Regions from separate parts of the Homo sapiens genome. Here all the other regions are linked to region 3. A link is an interaction called in ENCODE POLR2A ChIA-PET data of the cell type or tissue named here. Cell type or tissue: GM12878. All regions are shown on one strand.

What was found. Peaks named below come from ENCODE experiments on the same cell type or tissue, not always from the same donor. Only the 100,000 strongest peaks of a DNase experiment are listed, where the experiment ranks them.
Region 1: POLR2A ChIA-PET joins it to region 3 with 5 read pairs; 1 of 35 experiments calls an interaction of 5 or more read pairs at or near these places.
Region 2: POLR2A ChIA-PET joins it to region 3 with 5 read pairs; 12 of 35 experiments call an interaction of 5 or more read pairs at or near these places.

Annotation. Positions count from the first base shown.
Region 1 is chr12:46,178,545-46,182,544 of GRCh38, forward strand. No RefSeq gene overlaps it. Among named protein-coding and RNA genes, the nearest start is that of SLC38A1, 88 kb to the right of the region's middle. In GM12878, no CTCF peak of the experiment used is centred here; a DNase peak (open chromatin) is centred at 1,757; H3K4me3 peaks cover 295 bases; H3K27ac peaks cover 1,238 bases.
Region 2 is chr12:46,670,798-46,674,797 of GRCh38, forward strand. No RefSeq gene overlaps it. Among named protein-coding and RNA genes, the nearest start is that of SLC38A4, 150 kb to the right of the region's middle. RefSeq lists an enhancer at 1-38. In GM12878, no CTCF peak of the experiment used is centred here; no DNase peak of the experiment used is centred here.
Region 3 is chr12:46,390,667-46,394,666 of GRCh38, forward strand. The region is part of intron 2 of SLC38A4-AS1 (SLC38A4 antisense RNA 1); the gene reads left to right. Among named protein-coding and RNA genes, the nearest start is that of SLC38A4-AS1, 9.0 kb to the left of the region's middle. In GM12878, no CTCF peak of the experiment used is centred here; a DNase peak (open chromatin) is centred at 2,216; H3K4me3 peaks cover 1,215 bases; H3K27ac peaks cover 1,444 bases.

The sequences.
Region 1 (4,000 bases), 210 kb before region 3:
CTATGAGGACATGATTGCAGCAGCAGACACAGATGTAACAGATTACACAGGGCCGGTGTTCAACAAGGACATCATGTGGCAGTGGCGGAAATGAATGAGGTGGGAAGGAAGCCTGCTGTGAAGCCTACATTCACCAGTTCTCTCTTTGCCTGGAGTTTGGAAGCAGACACCTCTGGGTTCTTGCACCATTTGGAAGTGGGAAAGAAAGAGGTGTTAGGCATCCTGGAAATTTGGCCAGGGGAATATTTTGAATAATTTGAACCTCAAACTGAAGAGGCAGGTCCCATCCATTGCAACATATGAGTGGCAAATATTAGTTTTGTATCCCATTTGGATTTTCAGATTTTTTTACATGTTAGCACTATTGTATGTCATACAGAGTTTTAAAATATTTACTGATCAATTACTTCCTCTGTGGCTCCTATGTTTTGTAACAAGAGAGATCTTCTGCACTCCAAGGTATTATCTATATAAGATATAGATATATATATTGCAAGAGAAAAATTGCAAAGGACTTTGAAATGGGCAAAACAGATTATTAGGTGACCTTTCAGTGGAATACCACGTGGTCCTTCAAGGTTATCGGTAAGGATACCTAAGATATAATGGATAACTATTAGTTACTGAGGTAAATTAACTACAACTTTTGGTCTTATTATCAAATAGGTTTCTGCTTCCTGAAACTAACCTTAGTCTCTGCTATTAACTACAAGCCAAAATTTGGTTCTTCAGCAAAGAAAGAGCCTCAGAGTCTCATGGAAGAAGATTGCACCAAGTACTTTAAACTATCGAAGTCTATTCAAAGAATAGACTCTTGGGTACAAACCCTGAGCTGATGGTATTTAGACAATTTTCAGTCTGTACCTGTGTAATGAGTATGAATTTACAGGAGTCTTTTCAATGCAGAAGCACATAGCTTTCTGAATGCAGAAATGCCAATCCAAAATTCAGCAAAACACAATTACAAAGGACAGAATGAGCTGATGAGGAAAATTTTCACTGTGGTTGTATTGATGTTGTTTTAAGGCTGTATTTGCTGGATATATAAGGAAGACATTTCTCTTTCTTCTTAGGCTATCTTCAGTCTACAACAATTCAGTAGACTCTGCTTTTGTAAAATAAAACTAAACATTTTCTTCCTGCTTTTCACTGAACTCTCCCCCACCCCGAGTTTAAACACTGTGACTGAGTTACCTTTTTGACAGCAATGTAGTTATTTGCATAGGTTCAACAAGAGTCTTTTTCTTTCCCGGTGCATAACTGGACAAAATTGAATGTCACCATGGCCTTACTTGGAAGATCATATGTGAGGATGATGGTCATTTAACAGGTATGTCAAACAACTCCAAGGAACAAAGGTTAATTTTATTTCTGTAGCCAATGCCTACAAAACCCTGGCTTAGTACCAACCTTCTAGGGTTGTAACCTAGAGCCTAGTACCTAAACTGGTCTATAGGATCCTATTATGATGGGTGGTGACAAAGAGCACTTCCTGGCAGGCCATGAACCTTAGTAAATTTAAGCGACCTCAAGTAGAAAGGAATTCATCCAAATCTATAGATGGTATAGGTGAATACGGTGGAGTCTCTCGGGCTTGCTTTCCTAGCCCTGAGCTAGCAAATGATGGAGACTTTTTCCCCCTCAACCCATAGAGACTTTTAAAAGTGCAGTTCTGTGGCTCCAGTAGCTGTTCAATAGTACATAGCTCTAGAATTGCAAACCAAATTCAAGGAAGCTTATGTGGTTAATTAACACCCTTGCCGCACCCATGCAAATAATCAGGCCAAGGCTAATGGGACCATTCTTTTTATGACCAAGAATAATCTTTGAGATTTTTATAGTCACAAAGGGGAAGTTGTTACGGAAACTGGAAAGACTTTAAAAGAAGCAAAAAAGATTACTGGGTGGGTGTACTTTCAACGAAATATTATATGCTGCTTCTGGGTTATCTGATTCTATAAGAGTTTTGCCTCGCACCCCCTTTTTTTGTTTTTTGAGCTACTTTATAACCCTCTAAATTGTAGAAAACTGAGAGATGGAAATGATTATTGTCCAGACATACAAAATAATTCTGTCTGATTAAGATGCAATTAATTAGATGACGAGTTAGTGGGTGCAGCGCACCAGCATGTCACATGTATACATATGTAACTAACCTGCACATTGTGCACATGTACCCTAAAACTTAAAGTACATTAAAAAAAAAGATGCAATTAATTTCCCCCTGTGGACAGGCCAGTTTTGCATCTATTAGCAAATTCATTTTAGAATTCCTGATTGCTGATATATGTATCTGTTCTTTGAGTTCTCCTTTGGACCAATTTTTAAACATATTACTTGTTCCTTAATTAATAAGCTAACTAAATTTTTTGACACATACTTTATTTAAGTCATGGTTTCATGCTTATAAAAATAGATATATTTACACATGTGTTATTTAAAGTCTTTAATATATCTAAGTTCTCTTTAGACATAAGGGGTAATATAGAAATCTGGTTTCATTTTCTTCAAAAACTATGTATTTTTTCCTATCATTTATTAAGTAACCTTTATTTTTCCCCATTGATTTGAAAGGCCACCTTTCTGGTATTTTTTGGATCATTTATGCATTCACTATTATGATCTATTTATTTATTTGTACCCAGTTCAATTCTAAGTGCTATGGCTTTATATAATTTGGGTAATTTGTCAGGTTATTTTGGTGGTGTACTGACTCTCCCAATGAGCAGATTATTCTACCAACTTGGATTAGCCTAACATGTAAACTAATAAAAGATTTTTAAAAATTGATATTCAAAAATTGGCCTAGTTATTTGGGCCTCATCCACCCTTTCCAAACTAGGTAGAACACAATTATAAATCTAGAAAGTAAGAAAACAGGACATCTGAGTTGCAAAGTTATCATTAAGCCCCGTGATGGTTAATATTAGGTGTCAACTTGATTGGACTGAAGGATGCCTAGATAGCTGGTAAAGTATTGTTTCTGGGTGCATCTGCAAGGGGGTTGCCAGAGGAGATTGACATTTGAGTCAGTGGACTGGGAGAGGAAGACCCATCCTCAATGGGGGTGGGCACCATCCAATAAGCTGCCAGCATGGCTAGAACAAAGCAGGTGGAAGAAGACGGGCTAAGCTGGCTTGCTGAGTCTTCTGGTGTTCATCTTTCTCCCATGCTGGGTGCTTCCTTCTATTCCTCCTGCCTTTGGACATCAGACTCTAGGTTCTTTGGCTTTTGGACTCTGGGACTTACACCAGGGGTTTGTTGGGGGCTCTCTGGCCTTTGGCCACAGACTGAAGGCTGCACTGTCAGCTTACCTACTTTTGAGGCTTTTGGACTCGGACTGAGCCACTACTGGCTTCTTTCTTCCCCAGTTTGCAGACGGCCTATTGTGAGACTTCGCCTTGTGATCATGTGAGCCAACTCTCCCTAATAAACTCTCTTTCATATATACATATATCCTATTAATTCTGTCCCTCTGGAGAGCCCTAATACAAGCCCATAGTTAATTCCATGGGAAAGGCAGAGAATAGCTCTTCCCTGACAATTCTGTGTAAAAAAGGACGGAATGGAACAGTATTAGCAAATACTCATGGAGGGAGAGTAGAAGGAAGAAGCCAGAACTATCAAAGGCACTGCAGGACTGGCCCTTTCAATTTGGAACAAAATCTGCTCAGATTCTCAATAGTCTTTTAACTTTTACCACTGCTTGAGTTTAAAAGTGCTAATTACTCACTCACACCCTTTGCCCTTGGGGTTTTGATCAATTAAGAAGTAGGCATAGGAAGCATGTAAGGATAAAAATATCAGCTTTATTCCTAACGAAGTTATATTGGAGAACATGACTTGGACTCCCGTACCCCAGGTTTCTACTTTGAGTTTTGCGTGTGTGCCACCGAGGCCCTACAGAATGCACTGCTGTCACCTGGGTAGGCCAGAAGAGTTCATCAAGGGGGTCTTCATTCCCAGCCACACCGTAAAAGACCCAGGCTATTCCTGTGCT
Region 2 (4,000 bases), 280 kb after region 3:
AGAGAGAGGAGGCGGGTGCCAGGCTCTTTTAAACAACCAGGTCTCATGTGAACTAATTGAATGAGAACTAACTCATTACCATGAGGACAGGCCAAAGACATTCATGAGGGACTTGCTCCCATGATCCAAACACCTCCCACTTGGCCCATCACCAACATTGGAGGTAACATTTCAACTTGAGAGTTGGAAGGGACACACATCCTTCCATATCAGGTCCTAATTTTTCACCCCTCTCATGTGACTTTACAGTTCCTCCCATTTAAAAGGGAAGAGTATTATTTCTCCAACCCTTGACTGGATTCAGTCTTATAACTATTTTTGGCCAATAGAGTGAGGCAGAAATGACAGTGTACCAGTTCTGAAACTGTGCCGGCAGAGCCTTTGAATGTTTTTTTTGTCTCTCACACCTCTGCCATCATCATGAGAAGAATATGGCTTTGCTAGCTCCAAATCTGGGCTCGACATTCTTCTGCTCCAAAGAAGATGAGAGAGCCATGTGGAGCAGAGCCTCTCCAGATGAGGCCAGCCTAGGTCAATGAAACTCCAGCCAACACACTGACACTCAACAAATGCTTTCTGGTGCATGCTGCTGAGATTTTATAATTGCCTGTTATACAACATTGTAGCATTAGTTGGCTGATGCAAATATATTATTAGCTAATTATATTGATTGAATTTCTGGTATTAAACTATTTTACATTTCTGAAACAGAATTGTTTATTATTATTTCAACACAGGACTGAATTCAGTCTGCTTAATTGTTCATTTAGAACTTTCTGTTTGCATTCAATGGTCATCTTAGTCTATTTTATCTTTCTCAGGTTGGAGCATTAAAGTTATGTTATCATCATAAAACGTACTGGGATATTCCCCTAACTTCAACCTCAACATACAGCAGTATACAAATGCTGATTCCTAGAAAAGTTCTCATGATTCCCTGGTATAATGAAAAAAAAAAATAAGGAAGATGCAATGGGTTTTATAACGTCATTTGATTTAAAGAATAGTCCTTAATTCTGATCTTATGCACTTCCCATATTCTCAATGTTAGATTATTTATTCTTTTGCAAAATGATTCTGCTGATAAATGGTAATAAAAAAGAATGTTTCTACTACAAAAATTAAAACCTGGCAATCCCATGTTGGTCTCTCCAACTTTTCCCCTTAGCTCTCATAGTTTTTGAAATCCAAAGTTTGAAACCGTTTGTCTAGAACAATTTAAAGAGCATGTAATTAAATATAAAATAATTTGTGCCTTGAGAATTGGAGCTATTCTGAAGCAGTATGAAAGAGTGGTAGAGAATAGGAACTTTGAACCGTGTGGCCTCTAGCAGTCACTTAACCATTCCAAGAATCATTTTACTCCCTTGTAGAACAGGGCTAATAAGTAGGTACCTTTTAGGTCTATTATAAGGTCATATGTTATAAGATACTTAGCATAATATTGTACATATAGTAAGTACCTGATATGGCTTGGCTCTGTCTCCACCCAAATCTCAACTTGAATTGTATCTCCCAGAATTTCCATGTGTTGTGGGAGGGACCTGGGGGAGGTAATTGAATCACGGGGACCGGTCTTTCCCGTGTTATTCTCGAGACAGTGAATAAGTCTCACGAGATCTGATGGGTTTATCAGGGGTTTCCACTTTTGCTTCTTCCTCATTTTCTCTTGCTGCTGCCATGTAAGAAGTGCCTTTCACCTCCCAATATGATTCTGAGGCCTCCCAGGCCATGTGGAACTGCAGGTCCAATTAAACCTCTTTTTCTTCCCAGTCTCGGGTGTGTCTTTATCAGCAGCATGAAAACAGACTAATACAGTACTCAATAAATATTAGCTATTTTCATTACTAGTATTTTGATATTTTTCTCTGAATATATTTTGTTCTTAAAATGTTTTCTGTTCTTGATTTAATTTTTAAAACTTTTTGAATTGAAGTATAACATATATATTTAAAAATGCAGAAATCAAAGTGTATTACTTAATATTTAAAACAAATCAAACATATCCATGTAACGACCTAGGTCAAGAAATAGAATATTACCAGCATCTCAAGAATCTCCCATACAGACACATACAAGCACCCTACCAATGAAAAGTATCCATTATATATAATTCTCCTCAAAGGTATCCTTATTTCTAACACCATAGATTATTTTTCTGTTTTTGAAATTTTTATAAATAGAAGTATACAATATATAATATGTAATTTTTTTTGGTCTGGAATCCATTGCCTGAAATCGTATTTTTAAGAGTCAAGTGTGTTGGTGTGACATGTTTGGCTCTGTGTACCCACCCAAATCTCATCTCAAACTGTAATCCCCATGTGTCGAGGGAGGGACCTTTAATCTCCACATGTCGAGGCAGGGAGGTGATTGGATCAATGGGGGTGGTTTTCCCCATTCTGTTCTCGTGATAGTGAATAAGTTCTCATGAGATCTGACGGTTTTATAAGTGTTTGGAAGTTTCTCCCTCACTCTTTTTTCTCTCCTGATGCCTTGTGAAGAAGGTGCCTGCTTCCTCTTCACCTCCCACCATGATTGTAAGTTTCCTGAGTCCTCCCCAGCCATGTGGAGCTGTGAGTCAATTAAACCTCTTTCCTTTATAATTTTCCCAGTCTTGGGTGTTTCTTTAAAGCACAGTGAAAATGAACTAATACAGTGCATGCAGCTACAGATTTTTCATATTAATGTATAGTATCCAATTGTGTGATTAGAACACAATTTATTTATTCATGCTAATATTGATGGATTGTTTCCAATTTCATGATATATCATCAAAATATAATCACATTATTGGTCTTTTTAAGAACCAACTTTTGGATTTGTTAATATACTACTGGCTTTATGCTAGCTAATTAAGATCTGCTTTTATCTTTATTAACTCATTTGTCCTTCTTCCTGGCAGTTTTCTTTCCTAAGTTTAAGTTGAACACTTAGTTTATTTAGCTTAATTTGGTGAAGATGCGTTTGCTTGTCCCAGATTTTTCATGAGATGAGATTTTTCATGAGATGAAGTCTCTTTTTCATGAGATGAAGTCTAAATGCGTTAGGAGGCAAAACTTGGGTGTATTTTTCTGAACACAATTAAATCGCTTTTAAATGTTAGTTTATGATGTTGTGAGTTTTTGTTTTTTTCTTTGCACTTATTTTAGTGGGAAGTTGCACTAGGCTCCATAATTGCTGTCAACCAAATCCTGTATGAAGCTGGAAGTCTGTACTATGGAAAATCTGCTAATTGTATCCATGCTCCCATCCATCCATCCATCCATCTACCCATATATCCATAATTTTATGTGAAATACACCACGAGGTGCTAGAAACATTTAGGTGAACAGATAGAAAGGTTTTCTTAAGGAAGGACAAGAGGGAGCTGCAATTAAACAGGGACTGACAGGATCAATTTGCATTTTAGAAAGGCAATTCTGATGGCAATATGGAGAACAAACTGTAATTCAGCAAATTGGAATGTAGGAGCAGCTCTTCAGAAGAATGGATGACCTTCAGGTGCTCACTGTTCATGAGGAGCTGGTGAGGTGTGGCAGTGGTGCCAGGAGGGAACATTTTTTATTATATAAAGTCTTCATGATGCAACAGATCTATTTTTTTTGGCACACGAATAAGAAACTATGCCCTTAAAGAAGATAAAGTCTCCAATTGTTTCTTTTTAAAAGTTTCTTATCCTAATGTCTAATAGGAATCATTAGAAATTAATATTTTTCTAACTAGAGGCAAGTGATAATGTCTCAAAATTTCCACAGCTGTTTCAAACGAAATCTTAGCATTAATCTATTTCTTTTTCTGTGACATTTTAAATACTAATGTAGCATTCATAACACCTTTCCAGAATCCAAATTATATTTTATAGGAAGTAAAAATGTCTTTGAGCCAGGCTATTCATCCAAAGCATTAAGAGTTTCAGCTAGATAATTAGAGACTGGTTAAAAAAAAATGTGAATATGAAGTAGCAGAGCTAATTCTAATGAACCACCTAGGACGATTA
Region 3 (4,000 bases):
CAAATTTTGTCTTTGTCATGTCAGAGAGGCTAACATCAAGTGATGGCTGAAGCAGCAAACAGCTAGTTAAATTTAAAAGAAAAATGATCTTTGGGATTAATCCTATCTTGTGAAAAGTTTTCTAGAGCTTCCATCCAGCTGTGGCTAAAGCTAGAGGACAAGAAGGTGAGGAAAGTGTGGCAGAGTGAATGCCATTGATTAAAGAAAGGCCAGGACCTTGCTGTATAACAATTGTTTCTATTATTTCTATTTTGAGAGAAAGACCCTTGATGTTACCCGTCAGCAGGAGATGGATGGTAGTCTTTGTGTGGATTGACAAACATTGGTAGTTTAACAATGTGAAGGGCTTCCTTTGCAGGAAATGAAAAAGTTGTGATTTTCCATAAGTCATTTAGAGAGTCACTATTGAGCCAGCCAGGCTGGGCCCGCTAGTCTATACAATGGTTTTGTGACAATTAGCCTTGTGCTGTTGCAGCATTTCAGACTCATGGAGCGTTTTGCTTAGAAGACCTCTCTTCCTTCTGGCTGACACAGCCCCATCCCAGGGTGCAGGGCCTGATAAGTGGAGTACAGGCTGGATTTCAGCCCTAACCACCCGCTCCCCCCAGGACATGGTACAGTACACAAATGGCACATTGAAGGTGGTAGCCATGAAGACAGGTTTTTGAATTTTACTTTCTGTTCTTCAGCTCAGGAAATATGTTGTTTATTTTTGTTTTTCAGTCATAGTCTACTTCAATAGCTGGAACTGGGGAAGAGATGGTTCAGTATTTTTTGTCATTGAATCCAATGGTTGATTGTTAATTATTACTTAAGATAATCCACAAACATCCTGCTGACAGTCCAAGACTGTTTTCTATCAGAGGTTTTATGAAGCCACTTAATTTAGGGTTAAGGTCCTGCTGAACCTTACAGGAGTCTAAAAGCAAGGAGAAAGGCATCAGAATATCACACCCTTTTAGCTATAAATCATATTTCTGTAATGCTGTTGCTACTTTTTTTCTATGTGCTCTTGCAATTTAAGATGATGCATTTTATTTCCAATGGTTTGCAATCTGTAACTGAAAGACAGAATGCTCGGAAAAGCCTCTGGCTAAAAACCAGTCTATTGACATAGAATCATGTCAGGAGTGGCCCCAGGAGATTTGTGGGTTTTGGCCTGTCTTGTTTCTCATCCAATATTTCTTTTCAGTATTATCACAGTTAAATTCCTCATTGGATATGCAATAGATTAAAATCACATTAAAGTTTGGACTTAAATCAAGCATAGCAAAAAATGATTCTTTGACATTAGCTCCCAAGATTCTTCTATTATGGTTTCAGTGGTCCTGAACTTTGGAAGATGCTGATCAGGTAATAACTGTTCTGTGCCCTACAAGGAGGATGCCACCTGTAAAAAGGCACTGAGAAGTTTTATTGTCTCAAATATATTTATTCTGATTCTTAAGAAAACTTGAAATAACTTGTGTTGTTTTGTTCTTATTTATTTTTGTTTAGAAATCTTTAATTTTCCTTTCCCTGCCCTGAGTCTTTCCCATTCTGAAATGAGTACAAACTGCTTTTTAGCTCACACATAGGCTCTAGAAACAGTTATTTCGATTATTAAATTTTTATCTGACAGTAAGTAACATGCACTTAATACATTATAGTTTATAAAGTACTTTTTCGAATGCATTACACATTTAATATCATGATGTTTTGAGATGGACATTAAAATTTTCTCCTTTTCTGCAACCTGGGAAACTAAAGCTCAGAGATCCGCATACTGTGCTACCCAAAGAATATAGGAAGAGAACCCGACTTTTTACCTTTTATTGATTAAAAAATGAGACGTGTCCTCACAATTTCCATGTGATTAACCAGTCCTAAAATTATAAGACATCCTTTCCTCACTTAATTACATGTAGTGTTGTTGCGGGACTTTTCCTTAGTTCAGCTGAAGATGGGGTTCTTGTCACAGGGCATTGAAAATTTAGGCTCGCAGACAATTTAAAGGGTGACTAAGGCAGGGTTTTATTGGGTGAAAAGGAAGACAAGGGGAAAGGGAGACTATCAGCAAGGCGAAAGAGTGTGCTTCTTGCCCCTGGGCTTCCTGCCTTGCAGATTGAATCCCAGGTTTCACCCAGAAAGAGGAGGGGCCAGGCTCCTCCCTGCAGACTTCTGTGGCTCCACCCCAGTGTGCAGGCCTGTAGGGGTTTTGCCGAGTAGCCTTTCCCACGTGACTGTCTCAGTGTAGTACATGTGATGTGGCCTAAATTGGGAAATACCTAAATTAGTAGCTACCTGTGAATTTGTCCTAACTTAGAGAATCTTTTGAAATGACTTAAAATTCTTTGGGTTTTCAGCTCAGACCACACACACACACACACACACACACACACACACACACACACGAATTAACAACCCTCAAGCAAAATTAATGGTAGTGCATCTGCAGCTTTTCAAAGTAATTGGAGAACCTTGAACCCCAGCTAATTTGACATTTTCACCTTTTCTAACTTTTTTTCAGAGTGTGTTGACATTCAGGTCAATTTTGAGCTGCTTTTAAGAGTACCCAGTGCCTAGTATAGTATAGGCATTTAATGCCTTTCAAATAAATGACTGAATTGTTCACTATATGGGCAAATGACAATTTGTAAATAATATCCCTAAATGCAGAGTACCTAAATGCAATACAAATAGTAGTCACATTATGTTTATTGTTTTAAACTAGAAGGTTTTGGCGTAGTCTGAAATGATATTATAGAAGGAGCAAGAACTTTGGAATCTGAAAAGATCTAGAATTGAATCTTTACCTTAACATTTACTGCTGGTTACTACACCTTCCTTAGGCATTCCACACAACTTCTCTGATCTTCAGTGTCTTCACCTGTAAATTTGGGATTATATTATCTACCTTACAACATCTCTGGGAGGACCATCTAAATTAATATATGCAAGGTACCCTGCACAATGCTTAATTCATAAAATGTGCTCAAAGTTCATGCATTTTTAGAATTTGTGTATACAACTTTGTAGCCAATTAACAGAGCCCCCAAGTAACAGATTGTGTGTTTTCTGATTAACCTTTGTATATAAAAATCCAGCTGTATAATCTGTAGTATAAAAGACCCATGGTGATAGTAGCAGTTCAACATGCCTGTTCTAAACTCTATACAAAGAGTAAAGGGCCAAAAATAGTTAAGATAATTTTGAAGAAGACCAAGGTACAGGTTTTTACATTAATAGATCTCAAGACTTATTATGAAGCCATAGTAATCAAGGAAGGGCAGTGATGGCAAAGGCATAGACATATATGCTGATGGGACAGAAAGGACAGTTAGGAAACAGACCCACACACAGATGGAAACTTGTTATATATAAGAAGTAATATAGAAGAAGAGTTTGATGATTCAGTAATGGATTCTGGTACAACTAGTTATCCATATGGGAAAAAGTAAAATTATATCCCTATATCATGCCTTGTACAAAAATTAATCACAGGTAGGTTGAAGACCTAAATGTGAAAAGTATAATTTTTAAACATCTGAAAGGAAATCTTGTATCACCTTTGAATACCTAAGAATTTCTTAAACAATGTACAAAAACATAAACATTAAAGAAAAAGATGGATAAACTTGACTGTGTTAAAATTAGAAATTTCTGATGTTAAACAATACCTAAAGAAGTGAAAAGTGAGAAAGAGATTTAAACATATAAAAAATTTTATACACACTGTGTATAAAGAACCCCTATAAATCAATGAGGAAAAGACAACCCAATAGAAAAATGGGTAAAGGATATAAACAGGCAGTGGACAGAAAAGAAAACCTGAATGGCCAATAACCATAAACATAGTGATCAGGGAAACACAAAATTAAAACCACCAGAAAGTAGGATTTTACATTCCCCAGAGATCAAGTATTGGTGAGGATGTAGAGCAAATAAATTTTATGCACTGCTCATGGGAGAATTTCACTGACATCACCACTTTGGAAAACAATTTAACAAAATCTAGTAC